Regions from separate parts of the Homo sapiens genome. Here region 1 is linked to region 2. A link is an interaction called in ENCODE POLR2A ChIA-PET data of the cell type or tissue named here. Cell type or tissue: Caco-2. All regions are shown on one strand. Links, peaks and the distances in the headings refer to the core of each region. The heading gives the core; the rest is flanking DNA.

Region 1 (5,951 bases), core at 952-5,951, 140 kb after region 2:
ATGTGATTAAGTTAGCTATAATTAAAAGTGGAATCTTTCTAAAGAATGGTCTCCTATGTTAAAGTAAGGGTTTCAAGGTATTGATTTGCTCTTAATGAAATTACAAGAAAATTTGCTTTTCAATTCTATAACTTGTTTCTTTTGAAAATTTCTCAGATTCATATCTCATAAGTTCAATTGTTCTATCTCACTGCTTTCAGCTTTTTCTCCCCTTGAGAAAGCCTGAGACATTAGTCTCTCCTTCAACCTTTTCATCAGTTGCTGTAACTTTTTCTCTTCCAGTTCTGTTTTTACAGTCAGATGCTGAAATATTTTAGCTTAGAGGTCTATAAAAGCAATGTTTTCCTCCAGTATAACTTGATTCTATACTCTTGGTTTTTCTTGACATGTCTAAATTTTCAGAGTAACCAGAAAACTTTTCATGTTCACCTGCTATATTCAAAACCTTGAACATACTTTGTCCGATTAAATTCAAGTATTATTTTTCTCTTCATCAAATTTAACTTCAAGATTAGTTAAGTGGGCTTCCCATAAGGAGAGACAATTACACTGCAGAGAGATTACCACTTTGGGTAAATAAGTAACTATTACTTACAGTAACCTGTGGTTCTGTGTCAATACAGTATTTTGGGCTTTTTAACATCTTTTACAAATGCCCCCAGAATCGAATCCTAGCTTGATTGTCTGGCTTGTTGCTGGGCTTTATCAAAGCTATAAAAACTAATCACTGCAAGGTTGTGATATATTTTTACAGCCTCCTGACAGGTTGTGGACTCCAGCATTACCACTGCCAGCCCTTTAAAAAGTTCCTTATCGGGTGCTATTAACTAATCAATGTGCTTTTGAGTTACAGGGCTTTGACTCCTGGGTACAGACAGCTCATCTAGAGAAGGCACCAACTCTTGCCAGGATCTAACACCAAACTCAAGTTAACCAAAGCCTTGTCTTTAGACCTGGGCAAAAGGGGCAAAGTAAACTGCTTTAGGACGGGCGCAGTTGATCACGCCTGTAATCCCAGCACTCTGGGAGGCTGAGGTGGGTGGATCACCTGAGGTCGGGAGTTCAAGATCAGCCTGACCAACATGGAGAAACCCCGTCCCTATCAAAAATACACAAAAATTAGCTGGGCGTGGTAGTACATGCCTGTAATCCCAGCTACTCGGGAGGCTGAGGCAGGGGAATCGCTTGAACCCGGGAGGCGGAGGTTGCGGTGAGCCAAGATCATGCCATGGCACTCCGGCCTGGGCAACAAGAGTGAAACTCAGTCTCAAAAAAAAAGTAAACTGCTTTAATGAGACACAGGGACAAGCTTGTATTCATTTAATAATTTTGCCTCTATATGAATTAATATAACTTATTCTATGCCTTGATACTAAATAATTTAAATGTTTAGGTACCTGTAAGATTCCTTTCCTGTCATTCTCAAAACTAGGGCAGGGCTTATGACTTTTTTGTTTGAAACATTGCTAATTCTTTATGTGTTGTTTTATCTACAGAATTTAAAACTATTCAATTCCTCCAGGCCCAAGGACTACTGAAGAGGTGGGCATGAGAGATTATAGGGGCTGGGTTTTGAGGGATATAATTAATTCAGACCTTCCAAATCAAGGACAGGCACACAGATACCTAAATAGCTGAACAAAATGTTTGTGTTTTGTAAACCTAATTGCTGCAAGCCAAGATTACAATAGCTCAATGCACAGAATTTATAGATAAGTCAGTTTTATAACCTTATTTTTTGGCTTCTGGTTTTGGCTCTTATATTGCTTAAAAGGGGTTTTAAGAGATAATAATGAGTGCCTGCCTACCTCCACTTCCATCTGGCCTACAATGTTTAATTGGCTATAAGTCACTTGAATCTAAGTCCCTTGGCCATCAGCGTCCCACCAAGGGACATGAGGGACCTGGGGCAGGTAGCACACCACCTCAGCATTGGTATGGAACAAAATAAAAGCTTGGCCAGCAATATTGCCTCTGGCAGCTGGATGCAGTGGCTCACACCTGTAATCCCAGCACTTTGGGAAGCCAAGGCAGACAGATCACCTGAGGTTAGGAGTTGGAGACTAACCTGTCCAACATGGTGAAACCCCATCTCTACTAAAAATACAAAAAGTAGCTGGGCGTGGTGGCGAACGCCTGTAATCTCAACTACCTGGGAGCCTGAGGCAGGAGAATCACTTGAACCTGGAAGGCGGCTGTTGCAGTGAGCTGAGATCGTGCCACTGCACTACAGCCTGAGTGACAGAGCAAGACTCCGTCTCAAAAAAAAAAAGAAACTTGAAAAACTAATTCAGGCCATGACAAGAAACAAGGGGTTGGACAAGCCTCACTATACCTTCCCCCCGCTCCCCTTTGGAACTTAAGAGACCAGGTTCAAAAGGCACTCTAAGAATATGAAAATAAAGTATTGCCCTTTCCCACAAAGGAAAAGATTGTTCCCTGTTTAACCAGGACACCTAGTCCTATTAAAAACTTGGGGCAGGGGTGGTGGCTCACGCCTGTAATCCCAGCACTTTGGGAGGCCAAGGCGAGTGGATTACGAGATCAGGAGATGGAGACCTTACTGGCTAACATGGTGAAACCTCGTCTCTACTAAAAATACAAAAAATTAGCCGGGCATGGTGGCAGGCACCTGTAGTCCCAGCTACTCAGGAGGCTGAGGCAGGAGAATGGTGTGAACCCGGGAGGTGGAGGTTGCAGTGAGCCGAGATCGTGCCACTGCACTCCAGCCTGGGCGACAGAGCGAGACTCCATCTCAAAAAAAAAAAAAAAAAAAAAAAACTTGGAAAGGGCCGGGCCAGTGGCTCATACCCATAATCCCAGCACTTTGGGAGGCCGAGGTGGGTGGATCACGAGGTCAGGGAATCAAGACCATCCTGGCCAACATGGTGAAACCCTGTGTCTAGTAAAATACAAAAAATTTAGCTGGGCATAGTGGCACATGCCTGTAGTCCCAGCTACTCAGAAGGCTGAGGCAGGGGAATCACTTGAACCCGGGAGGCGGAGGTTGCAGTGAGCCAAGATAGCACCACTGCACTCCAGCCTAGGCAACAGAGCAAGACTTCATCTCAAAAAAAAAAAACTTGGAAAGAAGGATTCCTTGAAGATCAATTATAATATAACCAATATGGAAGGGCACCCACTCCCCATTAGGTATTGTTAAGCACTCCCACTGCTGTTAAACTTCGGGGAATCACTAGCTAGGTACACCTGTCCCGGATTAAACAAACCTGTTTTTGGTGAATCCCTACAGGCACAAGAGGAGGACACCATGACCTACACCTGCAAACCTCTGGAAGACTTAAAGTTGCTATTTCACAAGACAGATAAGTAGCAACCACCTCCTCCTGAGAAACACCTTACTTGTCCTTATTGAGTATAGGGACCACCCTAAAGCCCAGTGTGATACTCAGTTGTCCCTGTTCTTCTTGCTCCCTGCTCCTAATCAATCTAACTCGCTGTGGAATGGGAACAAAACTCCATAGTAAACATTTCTAGAATTATAGCATCAGGAAATAGCCTGCATGATTGCAGAATCTGTCATCAGCACCCTCAGGATAGAGAGCATCACCTTCTGGTGCACCCTGCAAACCTCACAGCCATCTCCCCAAACCTCCTAATTGGCCATAGTGTTCCTTTGGTACCTAGGCCCCTACTTATAAAACAGCTCTCTCCCACACTTAACAGATTGACCTGACTCCTCTCCAACCACCCTCCTACCCCCTACTATTACCTGGACCTAGGATGTTGGGTATCTACAGCTCCAGTGTACTAATGATACTATCTTTTGCACAAATTGTTGTGACAATGACACAGAGACAGAAATTCCCCACGATGCTCTGACCCAACCCTAGTAGCCAAATTCCCAAGGCCATGGGAGGGCAAACGGGATCCCACTGGTAAACAAGGAGACTATACATGGTGCCTCCTCCAGGACCAATACATGCAAGGGAGAAACGACTGCTTAATTTGGGAAGATGGAGGTACCACCCTCTGGTGGAAAACGAGGGCTACTCAATCACCCCCATTGGAACCTGGAAAAGGTATCTCTATAGACCCAGTTTGGCAATAAAAAATGGACGGCATAACTTGCAAGGATTCAATTTGTGACCCATCTGGGCTCACCTTTAGGGGAAGAAATCCTACCCCATACCCACTCCCAACCCTGTAGGGAACCATTTATTCTTCTAGGAATAGCTTTCCATTTTGCTTATCAAAAACTTGAAACACCAGTGAATGTATTTTGGCCACCATTATCCCTTCAGGGGGTATCCATTCATAACCCCATAAAATCTAGAAAAACAAGAAGTAAAAGAGCAATAGGATTAATTTTTACAGGAATTGGGGCAGCAATAGGGGTGGTGGCCCCTTGGCAGGGGCTTTGCATACCACAAGTCAATGCTAAGAAACATAACTCAGGCCCTAGAATCTCTGGCCACCAACACTAGTCAGACATTAAGAAAAATTCAGGAATCTCTGGACTCTTTGGCAATTGTAGCCCTGACAACAGACTAGTCTTGGATTGTTTACTGACTGAAAAAGGTAGAGTCTGCACTGTTATCAATAAGACCGACTGCACATATATTAACAACTCTGGACAGGCTGAGGTTAACATTCAAAAGTTCTAAGAGCAAGCCACCTGGTTACATATATATAACCAGGGAACTGACCCCAACTATATCTGGTTGACCATAAAAAACACCCTCCTGGCCAGGCAGAGTGGCTCACGCCTGTAATACCAGTACTTTGGGAGGCTAAAGTGGGAGGATCACTTGAGCTCAGGAGTCAAGACCAGCCCGGGCAACATAGTGAGACTGTGTCTCTATAAAAACATTTAAAAATCAGCTGGGTGTTGCTGGCAAACACATGTGGTCCCAGCTACTCAGGAGGCTAAGGCAGGAGGATCACTTGAGCCTGGGAGGTTAAAGCTGCAGTGGGCCATGATCACACCACTGCACTCCAGCCTGGGTGACAGAGCGAGATCCTGTCTCAAAAAACCCAAAAAATAACAACAACAAAAAAAACCCTCCCAAGTCTCACCTGGTTTCTACTCTTTTTAGGACCTCTAGCAGCTATCTTGTAACTATGAATCTTTGGCCCTGCCTCTTTTAGCCTCCTTGTAGTGTGTGTCTTCTAGATTGCAACAATTTCCATGTGAAGATAATGCTAGCAAGTGGCTTCCAACACATCCTTGTTCTGACCCCTTAGATGAGGCATCAAGAGATTTTTACTCCTCCAGTGCTAGGCAGGGCCAATGCCCATAAAATCAACAGGAAGCAGTCACAGAAGATGGACTTCCACCCTTCTAAAACCCTGTAAGATTGAAGGGGAGTATATAATCTCTGTGGGGGGAGTGAGGTAGGAGAGAAGCAGGATTTGTTTTCCAAGCACTGGCCAGAGAGCCTGCTGAACAAAACAAGAACAAAACCCTGATCAAAACAGGATGCAGCAAAGAAAGCAGCCAAAACCAGTTACAACCAAGATGGCAACAAAAGTGACATTCGGTTGCTCTCACTGCTTATTATACACTAATTATAATGAATTTGCATGCTAAAAGAAACTCCAGTGGGTCACAGGGAGCCAGGCCTGGTGGCCAGAGTGTATCATGAGGCTGGACCTGGTGGTGCAGAAGGTGGTAGTCCACCCCCAGGTACTGCTCAATGTGGTGGATCATTTCAACAGAATCAGCAAGGTTGGAAACCAGAAATGCATTCTTCATGTGCTTTTGCGGTCATGGCAAATGAAAGTACTTGATGTATCCAGCAGTTTTACAGTCCCTTTTAATGAAGATGACAAAGATAATTGTTTTTTAGCCCACGATTATTTGAAAAACACATACAGAATGTTTAAGAGGGTGAATGCCAGGGAAAGAATAGTTGAGTGGTACCACATAGGCCCTAAACTACACAAGAATGACACTGCCTTCAATGAAATCATGAAAAGATACTGCC
Region 2 (7,996 bases), core at 2,997-7,996:
CTACTTGGGAGGCTGAGGCAGGAGAATCCCTTGAACTTGGGGGGCGGAGGTTGCAGTGAGCTGAGATTGCGCCATTGCACTCCAGCCTGTGCAACAAGAGCAAAACTCCCTCTCAAAAAAAAAGAAAGAAAAAAAAAGAGATACAATCCTTTCAAATCAATATTTCTAAATCATTTGACTGTTGTTGAGGTTGTTGACACCTCTCTTTTCTGGGCTTAAACTGTTACAGTTGAACTGAACTCTGTGGATGATCCGGGCTCCATCCAGAAAATAAATGATAGGATACTGGTCTTTGATTATGACCTGAAATTTTAACTAGCCAATGTTGTCCGTAGCCTTTTAGGCAACCGACAGCTGGCCCTATGCAAAGAGGAGGGGAACTGATAACCCATGGACATATTTATTAACATTCCTTCCTCCTCTGGGTGAGAGGGCCCTTGAGTATCTGTAGGCTCAGGCATCCAAACACTATTATTAACATAAGCCTCAACCGGGGGTTCCAACCATGTGACAGGCCTAATTAAAGGTGGAAATGGGACGTATGCCCAATAGGTATAATTTTGGTCTGCTGTAGCCACAGGGAGACTTACCACCATGGTAATTACCGCAATCATAGCTACCATCAGGTTACTCGAGGTTAGTGGTTTTTGTTGTGTTTTCAGGTTTTCTTCTGCAAGGTGGGTCAGCCTCTTGATCTGTCCCCAAGTTGGTGGGCTCGCTTGATGGGTTTTGTTGGTCTTCATCTGGTTGGCTGAAATGTTCATTCGAGCCATCAGGCGTGCTGGGAGTGGAGATCTTGGTTCCAAAATCCTTTTCTCTTCTTTGGAAATTTGCTCATGGTAGAATTTAAGATGTCTTGTAGGTACCCAAACTGGAAGCTGGTTTTCTTCTGGGGAAATACAAACAAACCCTCTTCCCCATGTTATATCTCTCTTTTTCCCAGGTCTTTGTTTTAAAGTCCTTCCACCACACAGGTTTTCCTTCATGAACATTTACCTTCTGTCCTGTTAAATGCTCTTCAGCTGCTATAGTAACCTGATTGCGGAAGATGTTCAAAAAATTTAAGGTAACAAGAGCCAATTGTAACTGCATATGAGGGGTGGAATATTCCCTATCTCCCCCTATTTTCTTTTTATGTAATTGCATTTTTAAGGTTCAGTTGGCTCGCTCAACAATCGCTTGCCTTTGAGAATTATAGGGGATAACCGTACTGTGTTCAATGCTCTGTTGTTTTAAAAATGTTTGGAAAGATCTACTACAGTAGCCTGGTCTGTTGTCTGTTTTTAATTTTTGTGGAATTCCCATGACAGTAAAACAGGAAAGCAAGTGTCTTTTTATATGTGTTGTAGTCTGGCTGGTTTGGCAAGTAGACCATATAAATGAGAATATGTATCTATGGTCACATGGACATAAGAAAGTTTGCCAAATGCAGGAATGTGGGTGACGTCCATTTGCCAGATCATGTTAGGTGCCAACCCTCGAGGGTTAACACCAGTTCCTTGATACGGTAGTTGCAGTACCTGGCACTGAGGACGATGTTGTACAATGTCCTTGGCCTGTTTCCACATAATTTGATAGTTGTTTGTAAGTCCTGTTACATTAAGGTGTGTTAATGAGTGGAAAGTCTGGGCATCAGTAAGTATGGGGGAAACCAACAAGTCAGCTTGCTCATTAGCCTCAGTCAAGGGTCCTGGAAGATTGGTATGTGCTCGGATATGAGTTATATAGAAAGGAAAATCCCGAGCACACACAGCTGTTTGTAAAGAGTTGAACAATTGATAAAGCTGTTTATCAATAATATATTTAATTAAGGCAGTTTCAATATGCTGAGTAGCTTATACAACATAAGCTGAATCTGAAACAGTATTAACTGGCTGATTAAAATCTTCTAATACTGCAATCATTGCCTGTAATTTAGCTCTTTGGACTGAGGAAGAGTTAGTGTGGATAACTTTACCACAAGGTCCCACATATGCCGCTTTCCCAGTACTGGAGCCATCAGTAAAAACAATCATGGCTCCTTCCAAAGGGGCATCACGAGTAATTTTCGGAAGAACCTATGTAGTTAATTTTAAGAACTGGAAAATTTTATTTTTAGGATGATGATTATCAATACATTCAATAAATTCTGCTAAATTAACTTGCCATGTAACTGAGTTAATAAATGCCTGCTTAATGTGACTTTTATTTATTGGAACTATAATCTTATTGGGCTCAGTGCCATAAAGTTTAACAATTTGCATATGAGCCTGTCCAATTAAAATTGTGATCTGATCTACATAGACTGTAAGTGTTTTCATGGTATTATATGGCAAAAAAGACCATTCAACCAAATCATTATTTTGAACAATAACCCTCATTGAGGAGTGTGAAGTAGGGAACACAATGAATTGAAAAGGCAAGACTGAGTCAATCCTACTAACCTGGGCTTGCTGAATTTTTTTTTTTCAATTACTCTTAACTCATTCATGGCCTTGGGTGTTAATTCTCTTTTATGGTGTAAGTTGCAATCTCCCCTCAATATTTAGAAAATATTAGACATAGCATAAGTAGAAATTCCTAAGGTGGGCTGAATCCAATTAATGTCTCCTAACAATTTTTGAAAATCATTTAAGGTTTTTAAAGAATCTTTTCTGATTTGAACCTTTTGAGGCTTAATGGCTCTATCTTGTACTTGTATCCCCAAATATTGAAAAGGAAGAGTTGTTTGAATTTTGTCAGGTGTTATAAGCAATCCAGCATTTGTAATTGCCTTTTGCAAAGATGAATAACATTGAATAAGTTGGTCTCTATTTTTTGTTGCACATAGTATGTCATCCATATAATGAATGATGTAACAATCTGGAAATTGATCTCTAACTAGCTGGATAGCTTTGCCTACAAAAGTTTGACAAACTGTGGAACTGTTTAACATACCTTGGGGTAAAACCTTCCAATGATATCTGGCTGCAGGTTCTTTGTTATTAATGGCAGGGATAGTAAAGGCAAATTTTTCAAAATCTGTCTCTGCCAAAGGAATTGTAAAGAAGCAGTCTTTTAAATCTATAATAACAAGCAGCCAGTCTTTAGGGAGCATGGTGGGGGATGGGAGCCCTGGTTGTAAAGCTCCCATTGGTTGCATTACAGCGTTGACCTCTTGCAAGTCGGTCAGCATGCACCATCTACCATACTTTTTTTAAAATTACATATACTGGGGAATTCCAAGGAGAGAAAGTGGGTGAAATATATCCTTTTTCTAGTAGTTTTTTAACTATTTCATGGAACGCCCCCAAGTTTTTCTGAGGGAGCGGCCACTGTTCGACCCAGACAGGATGCTGCAGGGTGAGCCTGAATTGCTTCTTCACCATAGTGAACTGCAGGTTGGGCAGTAATGGGTGCGGCAAGCTGAGTTTCAGGCTCCCTCCCCCTGCACTCACTCAGCTGAGGAGGAGGTGGCCATTCCGGACATTTCTCTGAAGAAGCTGCGGGCTGAACAATTTTCTGTGTAGGTTTAGGGAGACCGGGGGGATTGGTAGAAATCACCTCCGGTATCGGGGGAACCAGCCCCCAATATTTCAACATAGGTTCTATTTTCCGTAAGTGTGCCAGTCTGAGAAATAAAGAGAAAGAGTGCAAAAGAGAAATTCTACAGCTGGGTCTCCGGGGGTGACATCACATTTCAGCAGGTTCCATGATGCCCCTGAGCCGCAAAACCAGCAAGTTTTTATTATGGATTTCAAAAGGGGAGGGGTGTACGAATAGGGAGTGGGTCACAGAGGTCACATGCTTCAGAGGCAGTAAAATATCACAAAGGCAGAGAGGCAGAGCGAGATCACAAGGCCAGGGCGAAACTAGAATTACTGATGAAGGTCCATGTCCCGCTGGGCACATTGGACGTTGATATTGATAAACATCTTAACAGGAAACAGGGTTCGAGAGCAGACAACCGATCTGACTAGAATTCGCCAGGCTGGAATTTCCTAATCCTAGCAAGCCTGAGGGTGCTGCAGGAGACCAGGGCATATTTCATCCCTTATCTCCAACTGCATAAGACAGACACTCCCAGAGCAGCGATTTTACAGATGTCTCCCTGGGAATGCATTCGTTTTCCCAGGGTTATTCCTTGCTGAGAAAAGAATTCAGCGATATTTCTCCTATTCGCTTTCTGAAAGAAGAGAAATATGACTCTGTTCTGCCTGGCCCCACAGGCAGTCAGACTTTATGGTTATCTCCCTTGTTCCCCGAAAATCGTTGTTATCCTGTTCTTTTCAAGGTGCCCAGATTTCACATTATTCAAACACAAATGCTTTACAAACAATTTGTACAGGTAATGCAATCATCACAGGGTCCTCAGGCGATATACATCCCCAGCTTACGAAGATGACGGGATTAAGAGATTAAAGTAAAGACAGGCATAGGAAATTATAAGAGTATTGATTGGGGAGGTGATAAATGTCCATGAAATCTTCACAATTTATGTTCAGAGATTACAGTAAAGACAGGTGTAAGAAATTATAAAAGTATTAATTTAGGGAACTAACAAATGTCCATGAAATCTTCACAATTTATGTTCTTCTGCCATGGCTTCAGCCGGTCCCTCTGTTTGGGGTCCCTGACTTCCTGCAACACTCTGGACTCTCCCTTTTTATTAGTACTTGGTAGGGGTGGTTCAGAGTCCTGATCATTAAACTCCTCTCTCTCCTCTGACTCAGCCTCATCATCTATCTGAAAAGCCTCCAGTGCTGTACACACCAATGACCAAACTGACCAAACAGGCAAAGGAATTTCCTTTCCCTTTCTTTGTGCTCTTTTAAGGTCCTTTCCAATTCTTTCCCAATCTTTCAATTCCAAAGTTCTCTGTTCCGGGAACCAAGGGCAAAATTGTTCCACAGCATAAAACAAATCCATAAGATTTTTTGTATCAACTTTTACACCACTACGCTTCAAGAGCTGCCATAGCAAGCTCAAATACATGGCGTACTTACTTTCAGTTTGTCCCATTTGTGTCCCTAGCTTTCTCCAAGTGCCCCGCTCACCTGCGGAGCTTAAAACTTTTTCGTCTTTGGGAGTCCTTTGTCTGTCGGTCCTCCATTTCACACGCTTGAGCATGCCTTCACTGGATTCTTTCGGGCCTCATGTTGGGCACCAGAATGTAGGGGACCAGCCTCAACACCATCCGTAGGGTACCTGAAGTCCGGTGGCGACAAAGGAATGAGAAGAGACAGGTTAAGAGTTCATAAAGGTGGGAGCCAGGGGGCCAGTTGCAAAATGGAGGCTGCAAAAGGCCCAGAGTTCTGGTCTCTACACTATTTATTGAGTATAATCACTTAGATCTAAGAAGCAGATGTTCAGGGCAAAACTGTGAAAGGGAGGCAGTACGTCATACACGTAATGTGTAGCAGAGGCGGTTTAAGTGAATCTCCTTTGTGCTCAAGCAGCATATCTTTAGTTAGCTGGTGGGAGTGGGCTTAACTAGGAGCCTGCATATCTAGCCACATTCCAATGCTTCAGAGGAGCGTCTTTCTTCTTGAGCACAGTGTTTATAGATAAGAGAGCAGGTTGTGCTCAGAGCATGGGAACATAATGGTGATCAGAAGACTTTCCTCCTCAGAGTCCTCTTGTGGCTTTCCACAACTTATTGTCCCATATTTTTATGGCCAGTTTATGCAGGCACCCCATGAGCCTTTTTCCCAACGCTTAATGACTAGTAATGTTAAACATCTTTTCAGGTGCTTATGGGCCATTTGTATAACTACTCTGGAGAAATGCCTACTCAAATATTTTTCCTTTTCATTTTTTTAATTTGAGGCAGGGTCTTACTCTGTTACCTGGGCTGGAGTGCAGTGGTGTGATCATAGCTCACTGCAGCCTCAAGCTCCCAGGCCCAGGTGATCCTCCCACTTTAGCCTCCCAAGTAGCTAGGACCACAGGCTCACACCACCACACCTGGCTAATTTTTTAAATTTTTGGTAGAGGACAAGGTCTCATTATGTTGCCCAGGCTGGTCTCAAACTCCTGGAATTAAGCAGTCCTCCCGTCTCAGCCTCCCGAAGTGTGAGAATTACAGGTGTGAGCCACTGCACCTGACCCTTTTGCCTATTTTTAAATTGAGTTGCCTTTCTTTTTTTTGAGATGGAGTCTCGCTCTGTCGCCAGGCTGGAGTGCAGTGGCATGATCTTGGCTCACTGCAGCCTCCACCTCCTGGGTTCAAGTGATTCTCCTGCCTCAGCCTCCCCTCTAGCTGGGACTATAGGCGTGCACCACCACGCCCAGTTAATTTTGGTATTTTTGGTAGAGACAGGGTTTCACCATGTTGGCCAGGATGGTCTCAATCTCTTGACTTCATGATCTGCCCGCCTTGGCCTCCCAAAGTGCTGGGATTACAGGCATGAGCCACTGCACCCAGCCTTGAGTTGACTTTATTGTTAAGTTGTAAGAGTTCTTTATATATTATGGATATAAGTTAAGTTCTATGTGATTTGCAAATATTTTCTCCCATTCTGTGGGCTGTCTTTCACTTACTTGATGGTATCCCTTGAAGTACAAGTGTCTGATTTGGATAAAATTCAATTCTCCATTTTTAGTTTTTTTGCTTGTGCTTTTGATGTTATAGTTAAGAAACCATTGCATAACACATGATAATGAAGATTTACTTTCTCTGTAGAAAATTAGAAAACTTGAGGGAGGTGGGGGGGGCGGTCAGCCCCCCGCCCGGCCAGCCGCCCCATCCGGGAGGGAGGTGGGGGGTCAGCCCCCCGCCCGGCCAGCCGCCCCGTCCGGGAGGTGAGGGGCGCCTCGGCCCGGCCGCCCCTACTGGGAAGTGAGGAGCCCCTCAGCCCGGCCAGCCACCCCGTCCGGGAGGGAGATGGGGGGGTCAGCCCCCCAACCCGGCCAGCCGCCCCGTCCGGGAGGGAGGTGGGGGGGTCAGCCCTCCGCCCAGCCAGCCGCGCCGTCTGGGAGGTGAGGGGTGCCTCTGCCCGGCCGCCCCTACTGGGAAGTGAGGAGCCCCTCTGCCCGGCCAGCCGCCCTGTCCGGGAGGGAGGTGGGGGGGTCAGCCCTCCGCCCGGCCAGCCGCCCCGTCCCGTCCGGGAGGTGAGGGGCGCCTCTGCCCGGCCGCCCCTACTGGGAAGTGAGGAGCCCCTCTGCCCGGCCAGCCGCCCCGTCCGGGAGGGAGGTGGGGGGGTCAGCCCCCCGCCCGGCCAGCCGCCCCCTCCGGGAGGGAGGTGGGGGGGGGTCAGCCCCCCTGCCTGGCCAGCCGCCCCGTCCGGGAGGTGAGGGGCGCCTCTGCCCGGCCGCCCCTACTGGGAAGTGAGTAGCCCCTCTGCCCGGCCACCACCCCGTCTGGGAGGTGTGCCCAACAGCTCATTGAGAACGGGCCAGGATGACAATGGCGGCTTTGTGGAATAGAAAGGCGGGAAAGGTGGGGAAAAGATTGAGAAATCGGATGGTTGCCGTGTCTGTGTAGAAAGAAGTAGACATGGGAGACTTTTCATTTTGTTCTGCACTAAGAAAAATTCCTCTGCCTTGGGATCCTGTTGATCTGTGACCTTACCCTCAACCCTGTGCTCTCTGAAACATGTGCTGTGTCCACTCAGGGTTAAATGGATTAAGGGCGGTGCAAGATGTGCTTTGTTAAACAGATGCTTGAAGGCAGCATGCTCGTTAAGAGTCATCACCAATCCCTAATCTCAAGTAATCAGGGACACAAACACTGCGGAAGGCCGCAGGGTCCTCTGCCTAGGAAAACCAGAGACCTTTGTTCACTTGTTTATCTGCTGACCTTCCCTCCACTATTGTCCCATGACCCTGCCAAATCCCCCTCTGTGAGAAACACCCAAGAATTATCAATAAAAAAATAAATTAAAAAAAAAAAAAAAAGAAAATGATCAAAACAAATGACAGGGCTCAGGGCAAGGGGCAAAACTGTTCCCCTGCCAGGCTGTTTGATAGAAAAAGGAATGGTTTTCTTAGTTCTAAAGCTTCAACCACACTGGATCCTTGTGTTTTCACAACCCTT

What was found. Peaks named below come from ENCODE experiments on the same cell type or tissue, not always from the same donor. Only the 100,000 strongest peaks of a DNase experiment are listed, where the experiment ranks them.
Region 1: POLR2A ChIA-PET joins it to region 2 with 6 read pairs; 6 of 35 experiments call an interaction of 5 or more read pairs at or near these places.

The regions. Positions count from the first base shown.
Region 1 is chr1:155,839,767-155,845,717 of GRCh38, forward strand. The region is part of intron 2 of GON4L (gon-4 like); the gene reads right to left. It also overlaps the pseudogene PSMD7P3. Among named protein-coding and RNA genes, the nearest start is that of GON4L, 14 kb to the right of the region's middle. In Caco-2, for the core only: no CTCF peak of the experiment used is centred there; no DNase peak of the experiment used is centred there.
Region 2 is chr1:155,693,848-155,701,843 of GRCh38, forward strand. All of the region lies in intron 1 of DAP3 (death associated protein 3), which reads left to right. LOC124904431 (a long non-coding RNA gene) reads right to left here and starts at 6,570. Exons shown (of 2, transcript XR_007066649.1): 1 at 6,502-6,570; 2 at 1-5,166. In Caco-2, for the core only: no CTCF peak of the experiment used is centred there; a DNase peak (open chromatin) is centred at 5,454; H3K4me3 peaks cover 187 bases.